2 separate regions of the Mus musculus genome follow, and region 1 is linked to region 2. A link is a loop called in an ENCODE intact Hi-C map of the cell type or tissue named here. Cell type or tissue: left cerebral cortex. All regions are shown on one strand. Region 1 overlaps Marchf10 (membrane associated ring-CH-type finger 10). Region 2 overlaps Marchf10 (membrane associated ring-CH-type finger 10).

Region 1 (5,000 bases), 51 kb after region 2:
GCCATTGTCTCCCTGTTTCTTTCTTTTTCTTTTTTTTTTTTTTTTTGGTTTTGGTTTTTTGAGACAGGGTTTCTCCCTGTAGCCCCAACTATCCTGGAACTCACTCTGTGGATCAGGCTAGCCTCAAACTCAGAGATCCATCTGCCTTTAGCCTCCCAACTGCTGGGATTAAAGACATGAGACATGTGCCACCACCACTGATCATCCACCTATTTCTAAATAGGATCTAAGACTATCAAAAAGATGGAATTCAGAGAAGACATTTATTTATTGGTTGGGGTAGCACATATTTGTAATCCCAATACTAGGAAAGTAGAGGCAGGAGGATTGAGGTTACATAATAAGACCCTATTTTAAAAACTTCAAAAACAAAACTCCAAAAATAGATTCAAACGGTGGATCAAGCAAAGTGCTCTCTGATGCTGTAGAGGGGTGGTCCCTGGGGCGGGGCTGGCCAGAAGCGGTGGTCTCCGAGGCAGGACTGACTGACAAAGGAGACCAGGGGAATGTCTTTGGGTGTCTTAAACTCAATCCGGGCTGGGTGACACAGATCTATGAATTTGTCAGAACTCACTCATCAAATCTTACTCTAAATTGTATAATTCAATGTAAATAGCTTTTAATCTCTATAAAAATTAAAAGAAAACAACAAAATCCCGACGTAAACTAAAAACTCAAGCAGTCAGCTCTAGCGATACGTTCAAGTGTTTAGGTGTACAGCTCTCTGACAATCGGAGCTAGTAAGTAAGAGCACAGAGACACTCAGGATGGTCCAGGGGCGTGGGTGGCAGCGGACCAGCCTTCCTAAAGCTGTGCCCCTCCAATATAATTCCTTCAGTTCATATCGTGGGAACTCCCAACGATAAAGTTATTTTCATTGCTACTTCATAACTGTAATCTTGCTATTGTTATGAATCATACTGTAAGTATCTGTGTTTCCCGATGCTCTAGTTGACTCCTGTGAAAGGGCCGTTTGATTCCCAAAGGGGTCTCAACCACAGGTTGAGAACCGACGTACTAGGTGTCTACTCCCTTTTCCAGTTGCTGGGGTAAAACACCCTGCCAAAAGCAACTTAAGGGAGAAAGGGCTTATTTGGCAAACCTAGTGCTGGAGGCTGGAAGAGGGTGTCGGGTCCCACGAAATTGGATTCACAGATGGTTGTGAGCCTTCTTAAGGAGTAGCAATAGATTGTTGTGATCAAACCACAATCAAAGGGCCGAGAGCAGCATTCTCAACCTGTGGGTCACAACCCCAAAGGGGTTGCATATCATATTTACATTACAATTCGTACCAGTAGCAAGATTACAGTTATGAAGTAGCAATGAAATAACTTTATGGAACTTGAGGAACTGCAGTAAAGGGTCACAGCCCTAGGAAGGTTGAGAACCAATGGCCTAGGGGTGGGGTTTAAGAGGGTTTACCTTGCAAATTTAAGGAACCTGAGTTCTGTCCCCAGAACCTAAGCAAAGTTGCTGGATGTGGTGTGTTTGTAATCCCAACTAGGGGGGAGGGGAGACAGGAGAGTCCCTTGGTGTTCGGGCCAGCCAGGCTAGGCTAACTGGTGAGCTCCAGGCCAAAGAGAAACCAGATTCAAAAGATGGGGTGACACCCGAGGTTGTCCTCTGGCCTCCATGTGCACGTATGTTAAAAGTCATTATTAATTAAATTATAAAATTTCAGGGGTCACAAATGGGAGAGGGGACATGTGGCAGACGAGAGAAGAAGGGAGAAAGGTTCTCCTGTAGTCAGGGGAGAAGCAGTCAGAGTTTGGCTGAGGGGCTGGTGGACTGTGTGGCAAGACAGAGAAACCTCAAAGGCTGAGGTGAGGCCAGTGTGGACCAGGGCCGGGGCGACAGACACCCTCGGGTTCCACAGGACATGTTAGTTTCAAACAAAGTTTGGCTCCTATTTTAAAAGCCACAGAAGTGGCTTCAGCAGGCAGGCATACAGATGGGATTCGCTTGTCAACAACACTCTACCATATTACGATATGGAAAATGGGTTTTGGAGGCAGGTAAGAGAGGAGGGCTGGTTGGGAGGCCACTGAAGGAGCTCTGTGGTGACACCAGCTATGCAGATGGATCAAAGTTACATCGGCCCAGTGTAGCAGCTCAGGCCTGTAATCGCAGCACTCAGGAGGCTGAGGCAGGAGAATGAGGAGTTCGAGGATAGCTTGGGCCACAGAAACCAAACCACTACCAATAACAACAAAATTATACCAGGGAAGTAAGATGTGTAGGACTGACCCTGAACTCAACATGGGGGGAGGGAGATGCGGGGGTGGGGGTGGGGGGGGGAGTAGACTGTCAGATTTTAATGATATACACACTGAAGGAAGAATAAAGGGCCAAGCTGGGGGCTTAAGCTGGGGACTTTAGCGGGGGAGAGGGGGAGGCTGTGATCAGCTTGAGGTGTCTTTTTCAGATACCCAGGTAGAGGGAGTGAGAGGCAGTAGAGTTTTAAATCTGGAAATCGAAAGTGGGGTTTGAGCTGGAAGTGTAGATTTGGGAGTCTCTGGTAGTTAACCCCTCAACGCTGGCAGTTACAATGTTAAAGATAACTTTAAGAAAGCACACAGAGAGAAGGCAGCTTGGTGAGGCATGAGCTTGGATGGTGACAAGTGACATCTTTACAATCACACTCTACCCAGCTCCACCTGCAAGCTAAGCTGCAGGCGCCCAGCCACTGTAGTATGAGCAGGACCTGAGATTTCTGTCACCCGTGAAAGTCACAGATATTTTCACATCTCAGTACATTTTTTGCGGATGTCTCAAAATACCCTCTTCGCCCATCGCTTGTTAACTAACGTGTTAATAAGGAAGCACATACATTACAGAATCACAATTTTCTAAAAATATTTTGATGACTATTTCCATAAAAGTGGTTTCCTTTGAAAGCCCGTGTCTTATTTTTTGCCTGAAAACAATTCTAAGGAAATGAGTCTAAAGAGTTCACCGTGAGGCTCAGGAGATTTGTGGCTCAGAGGCTAAGAACGACCCTGCCCCCAACCCCAGGTAGAGAGTAAGATTAGAGCCACACCCTGAGGACCCCAGGATTCAGGAACAGTGTGGAGGAAGATGAGAAGAGGAGAGAAAGATAAAGTGCCTGCCGAGATGGGGAGGAAGTCAGGGCAAGAGTGGCTCTAAGGCCGCCGTCCCCCAGGGGGTGGTACTGGTGTGTGTGTGTGTGTGTGTGTGTGTGTGTGTGTGTGTGTGTGTGTGAGTGTGGCCAGCACCACACAAAGCTGCTCTGTGGGGAGATGTGGAAGTCACTTGACAAAGAGCATTTCTGGAGAACGACATGTGTGTGGAAACCAGATTGGAGTGGGCTGAGGAGAGAGGAGGAGGTGGGGAAATGGAGTCAGGCAGTGTAAATAATTCTTTGGGGAACTTGGGGTGTGAAGGAGAAGTTAGTGGAGGGGAGCGGGGGAAGGAAGGCTGTTCTGTCTCTTTTTAGATCATGACTACATGCTGATGGGAAAGCCCTCTGCAGGGTTGGCTGACGCAAGCAGCAGGGAAGGGCTGGACACGAGTGGGGGGATCCTAAGCACAGAGGGAGAGTTGGAAGTGGGTGAAAATAAGGAGTGAGGAGGAAGAGGAGATGGATTGGAAGCCTGGGAGAAAGGTTCTAGGTAAAGGAGCTGAGCAGCCTTGAGAACTACCTGGAGATTGCTGGCCCTGAGCCCATGCAAAGTCGCTGACATTTTCTTTAGCGGTAATGAATGAGATCCTTTGGGGTGACAATAACATGCAGGATGTGCCTCTGTGTGTGTGTGTGTGTGTGTGTGTGTGTGTGTGTGTAAAGGAAGAGGACACTTGAGACGCCTTGAGAACTGTGAGGCCAGGGTGTGGCTTGGTTATCTAAATGGATGCTGAAGTCATTAGATAATGTGTCTGGAGATCAGGAAGGGGACAGCAGAGAACCAATTGCCTGTCAGAGCCTCACTGAATAAGGGAGAGTAATCAGGAGACCAGCAGGAATGGCAAGAGGAGAAGAAGATGGAATCCAGCTGCACAAGCCAACGAAATGCAGGAACTGTGCTCTGGGAGCAGCAGCGTAGAGTCCTTCTCTTTCCTGGTCCTGAGGGCAGGAGTTAAAGTCATACAAACAGCACCCCTTGCAGGGGCAGTGTCGGGTAAGAGGCCATCTTCCTAACACCGAGATGGAGAAAGAACCTCTTGAGAAAAGACTCATGTACATTTCCTGTAACCTGACAGCCAGGTTGCTCACCACTTCTGCTTCCAACTCCCACGGCAGGATCTGAGTTCAAATCTAAAATTATCATTTTCTGTGAAGCTTTCCCTTGCTTTTGTTCCATCCATCCATCCATCCATCCATCCATCCATCCATCCATCCATCTTTCCATCCATCCATCCATCCATCCATCCATCCATCCATCCATCCATCCATCCATCTTTCCATCCATCCATCCATCCACCCATCTAGCCAATCATTTATGGTCCCACTATGTAACTTAGGTTGACCCACTGGGTACCAGGTTTACAGGTGTATGCCACCTGTACTGGCTAGTTTTGTGTCAACTTGACACAGCTGGAGTTACCACAGAGAAAGGCACTTCAGTTGAGGAAATGTCTCCATGAGATCCAGCTGTAAGGCATTTTCTCAATTAATGATCAAGGGGGAAAGGCCCCTTGTGGGTGGAACCATCTCTGGACTGGCAGTCTTGGGTTCTATAAGAGAGCAGGCTGAGCAAGCCAGGGGAAGCAAGCTAGTAAGGAACATCCCTCCATGGCTTCTGCATCAGCTCCTGCTTTCTGACCTGCTTAAGTTCCAGGCCTGACTTCCTTTGGTGATGAACAGCAGCATGGAAGTGTAAGCCGAATAAACCCTTTCCTCCCCAACTTGCTTCTTGGTCATGGTGTTTGTGCAGGTATAGAGACCTTGACTAAGACACCACCATAGCCAGCTCCCCTAGACTTTATGTTAGGTTGGACAGGTACTGTGTTGGGCTAGAGCTTTTTGTGGTGTCTTCGTTTAA
Region 2 (5,000 bases):
CTTTGAGATTCAGGCTAAGCATCATCTTTGCATTTCAGCTGACAAAAGCCATGGCAGCAACATTGCCAAAGCAGGAGGGACAGAGGGCGAAGGACACACCCTGCGAGGTCAAAGGTCAGGCCTTCTCAGCAGCAGAACGGGAGATCCTAGCTGGAGATCTATCTGCCCTGGAGAAGTGTGCAAAAGTGGGATGAGAATTCCTCATTCCATCTCCTCATCCGCTTCAGTCTTCTATCACAACACAGACAAGTTTGTCTCTTGGTCACACATGAGCGTTCTCAATTAATTAACTTATTTTAAAATGTGCTTTACTTTTAAGTGTGTGTGTGTGTGTGTGTGTGTGTGTGTGCATATGAATGCAGGTGCCCTTGGAAACCAGAAGAGTAACAGGGGACTGTGAGCTACTCAAAGTGGATGCCGATAACCAAACTTGGTCTCTGCAAGAGTAGTACTCCATCTTAATGGCCGTGCCATCTCTCCAGCCCCATGTGCTCTCTCTGTAGACGCTGAGCCCCTTATAGCCAGCATTTGTCTTCATTATTTCTGTATTACCAGGATATAATTTAGAACTTGGCACACAGTAGGTTCACAAGATAAATGAGTATACCTTGAAGTCTCTCAACAGATGTGTACTGTCCTTTCTCTAGAATGACACTCAAGACTTGCTACCAGAAAGAAACAGATTCTGATTCAGAAATTCCTTGGCCTGTGAAGCCCATCTGAGCATTTGTTACATCCCAGACACTTTCGGGGCACCAGAGACCCACGGTTCCATGCCCAAGTTGATAAAGAGTAACCACACACCTCACTGTAGCTTTCTTTGGCCCCAGTGTCCCTGGAATAGATAGTGCCCAGTGCATGGTTTGTAGTCAGACATGGGTAACCCTGTGTCTAAATGAGAGACAAGTTTAGAAAGCCTGGTTTTATCTTCAAACAGCACAGAAACTGTCTGTTGCCGGGACCACAGGAAGCCCAGCAAGGCCCAGTTACAGAAGATGTGATATTGATTTCACAGTCTCTGTGTGTTCCCTGGACCTGTGGGTTCTCCAGTTATTCTTATTCTTATTTTGTTTTTACTGTTAAGGCCAGCCTGTTACCTGGCCAGCTTGCAAATTTTACTAATATTATAAGGAAACTTTCTCCTATGTTTCTGTTGCTACTAGGAAACTTTCTCATGCCCAAGCTGCTTACATATTCTGTTATGTCCTGTGCCCTTGGAAACCAATCACGATAGAAATCAGAACTGCTTTGTGTAGTTACCCACAATAAGCTTGGACCCCAACCAACTACCCAGCAGCACTTCCTGCGCCTGTGTGTGAGCTTTTATGGTATTTGATTTTATAAGTTACCCCTGGGATGGACCTCCAACATAAGAGAGACACCCGCACCAATATAAGAAACTGTCTGGAATAAGACTTCTGTTCTGAGTAGTGGTTGAATAGAGTTTAAGTTCCTAAGACCTCCCTGGGAACTGACATCCTACTTGGCAGAGACATGTATGTGGGAAACTGACATCCTGGTTGGCAAGTTAAGACATGAATGTTAGACAAGGCAAGTCCCCTACCTCAGTTGAATACCCCAACCAATGAGGGCAGCATAAGTGTACAACAAAGACGTGTTCCCAAGGAAATCCCTATCCCTAAATCCTGATTAGTGGAATAACTTGGCCCAGATGTTGGTGGATTTTAGGCTTAAAGCCCTGTAGGATCTTAACTCAGCTCCTGAGCCTGGATCGTGGCCCTGATCAACCAGCCCTGGGCCTATACTTCACAAACAATCCATCTCTGACTGAGGTTGGTGTTCATGTGGGTTGTGAGGTGACTCCTGGACCCCCAACGTTATAGAGATATGGATTTTGTCTCTCAACTTGATCTTAAGATCCTCAAAGAAAGGGAGGCATCAGAGTATCACATACAGTCACTTTCTTTGATTGAGTCTCATCTGTGAGAGTTGGTTCCCATTGCTGGCTTGATTAAGAAACACCTAGGGTGTTAATGAGGCTCATCATGGGTGTGTCTGTGAGGGAGGAAGACCCACCCTGAATGGGAGTAGAGCCATCCCATGGGCTGTTGTCTAGGACTAAGTAAAGAATAAAAGGAATCAGGCATGGTGGCACACACCTTTACTCCCAGAACACAGAGAGGGGGGAGCAGACAGACCTGTGAGGTCATAAGCCAGCCTGCTTGGTCTACATATTGAGTTCCAGGCCAAGTGGGGATACACAGAAAGCTCTTGCTTCAAAAAACCAAACAACAAAACGTTAAAAGAGAAAAGCCACTATTCACCTCTCTACGCTTTCTAGTCTGCTGAGATGTGAGTGGGTTTTCTCCTGATCCTGCCGCCTCAGACAAGCTGGGCTCACCACCACGTGCTTCCTGCTCTGTTGAATATATGTCCCCTCGAACTATGCACCAAAAATAAATCCTTCCTTCAGTTGCTGTCTATCTGTCTGTCTGCCTTCCTGTCTGTCTTTTTTTTCCAGGTATTTTATCACACTGATAGGAAAGTGATCTATCACCTCAGCCCCCCAGGACAGCACAGTGCATGCTGCATTGAGGAAGTGACAGTCACCACCCTTGAGAGCCTGTGTCACAGGGTCTCATCATGACACAAGCAAGAAGCCTGCTATGGGGAACTTCTCCAGTCCCGCTAGCAAAGGAGTGAGGCGTCTCTTCTGGATTCAGTCCATCCCCTTTGCCAAAGGCTACCTACTCCAGTTCTGGGAATCCCGACACAAAATCCAGAAGCAAGTGGATTTGACACTCTACTAGCTTCCTGTTTTCGTGATGATGTTTCTTTTTTTAAAAGATTGAGGGCTGGAGAGATGGCTCAGAGGTTGAGAGCACTGACTGCTCTTCCAGAGGTCCTGAGTTCAATTCCCAGCAACCACATGGTGGCTCACAACCATCTGTAATGGGATCTGGTCTGTGTGTGTGTCTGCTTTCAACACGGGTTTCCTCATCAAGGAAGGTTTTGGGATTCTTTGACATGTACTCTCTCTCTCTCTCTCTCTCTCTCTCTCTCTCTCTGTGTGTGTGTGTGTGTGTGTGTGTGTGTGTGTGTGTGTGTGTGTGTGTGTGAGTGTAGTGACTAGGAAGGCCAGAAGAGGGTGTTGGACTCCTAGCGCTGGAGTTAGGCTGTTGTGAGCCCCCTAATGCTAATGTGGGTCTCCTTCAGGAGCAACACGACTCTTAACCGCTGAGCTGTCTCTCCAGCCCCCGTGGAAACCTCTTCACGGGCTGTTTATAACCAGTCACTGCTTCATGCTTGGAGTGGGTGAGATGTATTTCAAGGCTTCCCAAGTTAAATGTGAGCTGGTTAAGTGTGAGAAACTGGTCCCTTCCGCTCTGGTTCCCAGCTTGCTTCTGACACCACTTTATTCCTCGTCCAGAGCGATTCGCCAGAAGTTTCCTGCGATGCGATGCTGTAGGGCCTTGATCTCCACCCACGAGACTGCACTGTCGGGTCTGTGCATGTTTGTTTTGTGGCCTCACTGGCTGATGTTGCTTCTGTTTGCTGGCCATCTGTGACCCACATCAACCCAGATGCTTTGAAGTTCAATGTGTAATAAAAAAGTTCTTTAAAAGATATGGGATTATGAAAATGAAGTCACAGAAATGTTAACAAAGGATCATTTCCTGCTTCTGGTCCTTTTCCTTTTCCTTTTTTTTTTTTTTTTTAATATTTCTATGAAGAATTTATGTCACCATTAAAACCATGGGAGGTTACAGAAGGGCAGGCCTGGGTCACAGAGAGGATGAGATTCCTCCAAAGACAGGTTGGCAGAAACCCAGCCTGGTTTTTTTTTGTTTGTTTGTTTGTTTGTTTGTTTTGTTTTTAATTGAACACTCAGGGTCTGAGGAAGAAATTTAACCCAGGAAAAAGTCAAAATGGGCCTACAATTCCTGTAACCAATGGAAGCTGATAAATTCAGCATTTTCTCTCTTAGAGTCTCACATCCTAGGCCAGCCTTGAAATTGCTATGTAACCCGAGGATGGCCTTGAACTTCTGACCCCCTGCCTCAGTCTCCTGAGTGCTGGAATACGTGGCCGGCTCTGGCTTGGGTGGTTCTGGGGATCAAGCCCATAGTTTCATGCATACTGGACATGCACTTTGTCAACTGAGTTGCATCCAGTGTGAAATTTCCTTCTTTTGCTTTTGAAATAAGGCTTTGCCATGTAGACCAGGCTGGCCTTGAACTTAGAGTTCCATCTACCTCTGGCTCCCCAGCGTGGGGATTTAGGGCCCTGAATCCAGTGCTTTTAATAGAATGGTTCCATGCAGCTCACAGTGGTCCACGGAACTGCAACTTGTATAAAGAGGGTCGAGCATGGCTGCCTATACGGGCTCCAGCCTATGGGCGGTGATGGTGTTGGGAAATGTCCGCAGTCCACTTGAGGAAGAGGAGGAAGAGGAGGAAAACAGAGAAGGGAGGAAGAGAAGGATAAAGAACAAAGCAAAGAGAAAGAGGGGTTCAGGGCTGGGGTGCAGGTGACAGAGATTGCGTCCAGCACCACCAGAGGCTTGACCACTGCCATACTGGCTCCTCCTCCTGCCGTACCCCAGCATGAGCAGATATCAGGAGCAAAGCCTTGTGGGGCATCCTGGGAGTCCCAACACTGGCAGTGTAGTCAGCTGCTGGCATGATTGGGCTCCTGCCCTTTCCTCACAGAGTTCTTGCCTCTTGTGACCATAGGTGGCCATTTGATGAAGTAAGAAGTCCCCAAGGGCCGAGATGCTGAGACTTCACTTGCTTAAGTCCAACTATCCCCTTTATCCTGTGTGATTCTTTCTGGCTCCACTCTCTTGTTAAAGGAAAGCCATTCCAGTGCATACATGGTCACTTGTCATACAGGGGCCACCATCAACGCCTTTACTTCTCAGCCTGCCGTCAGGCTTCAGGGATGGACACACACATAGGGACACACAGACACACAGGGACACACAGACACACGCACACTATACCCTACTGTCCCAAAACACATCAGCAGAGCTGATA

What was found. Hi-C counts contacts between places; a loop is a spot of excess contacts. Peaks named below come from ENCODE experiments on the same cell type or tissue, not always from the same donor. Only the 100,000 strongest peaks of a DNase experiment are listed, where the experiment ranks them.
Region 1: a loop joins it to region 2, with 7 times the contacts of the local background. A loop is called at or near these places in 6 of 42 quality-filtered maps.

The regions. Positions count from the first base shown.
Region 1 is chr11:105,417,470-105,422,469 of GRCm38, forward strand. The region is part of intron 4 of Marchf10 (membrane associated ring-CH-type finger 10); the gene reads right to left. Among named protein-coding and RNA genes, the nearest start is that of Gm39417, 30 kb to the right of the region's middle. In left cerebral cortex, no CTCF peak of the experiment used is centred here; DNase peaks (open chromatin) are centred at 2,684 and 3,399; H3K27ac peaks cover 1,420 bases.
Region 2 is chr11:105,366,442-105,371,441 of GRCm38, forward strand. The region is part of intron 10 of Marchf10 (membrane associated ring-CH-type finger 10); the gene reads right to left. It overlaps LOC115487808 (a long non-coding RNA gene), which reads left to right. Exons shown (of 2, transcript XR_003949780.1): 2 at 39-3,590. Among named protein-coding and RNA genes, the nearest start is that of Mrc2, 76 kb to the left of the region's middle. In left cerebral cortex, no CTCF peak of the experiment used is centred here; DNase peaks (open chromatin) are centred at 2,600 and 3,297.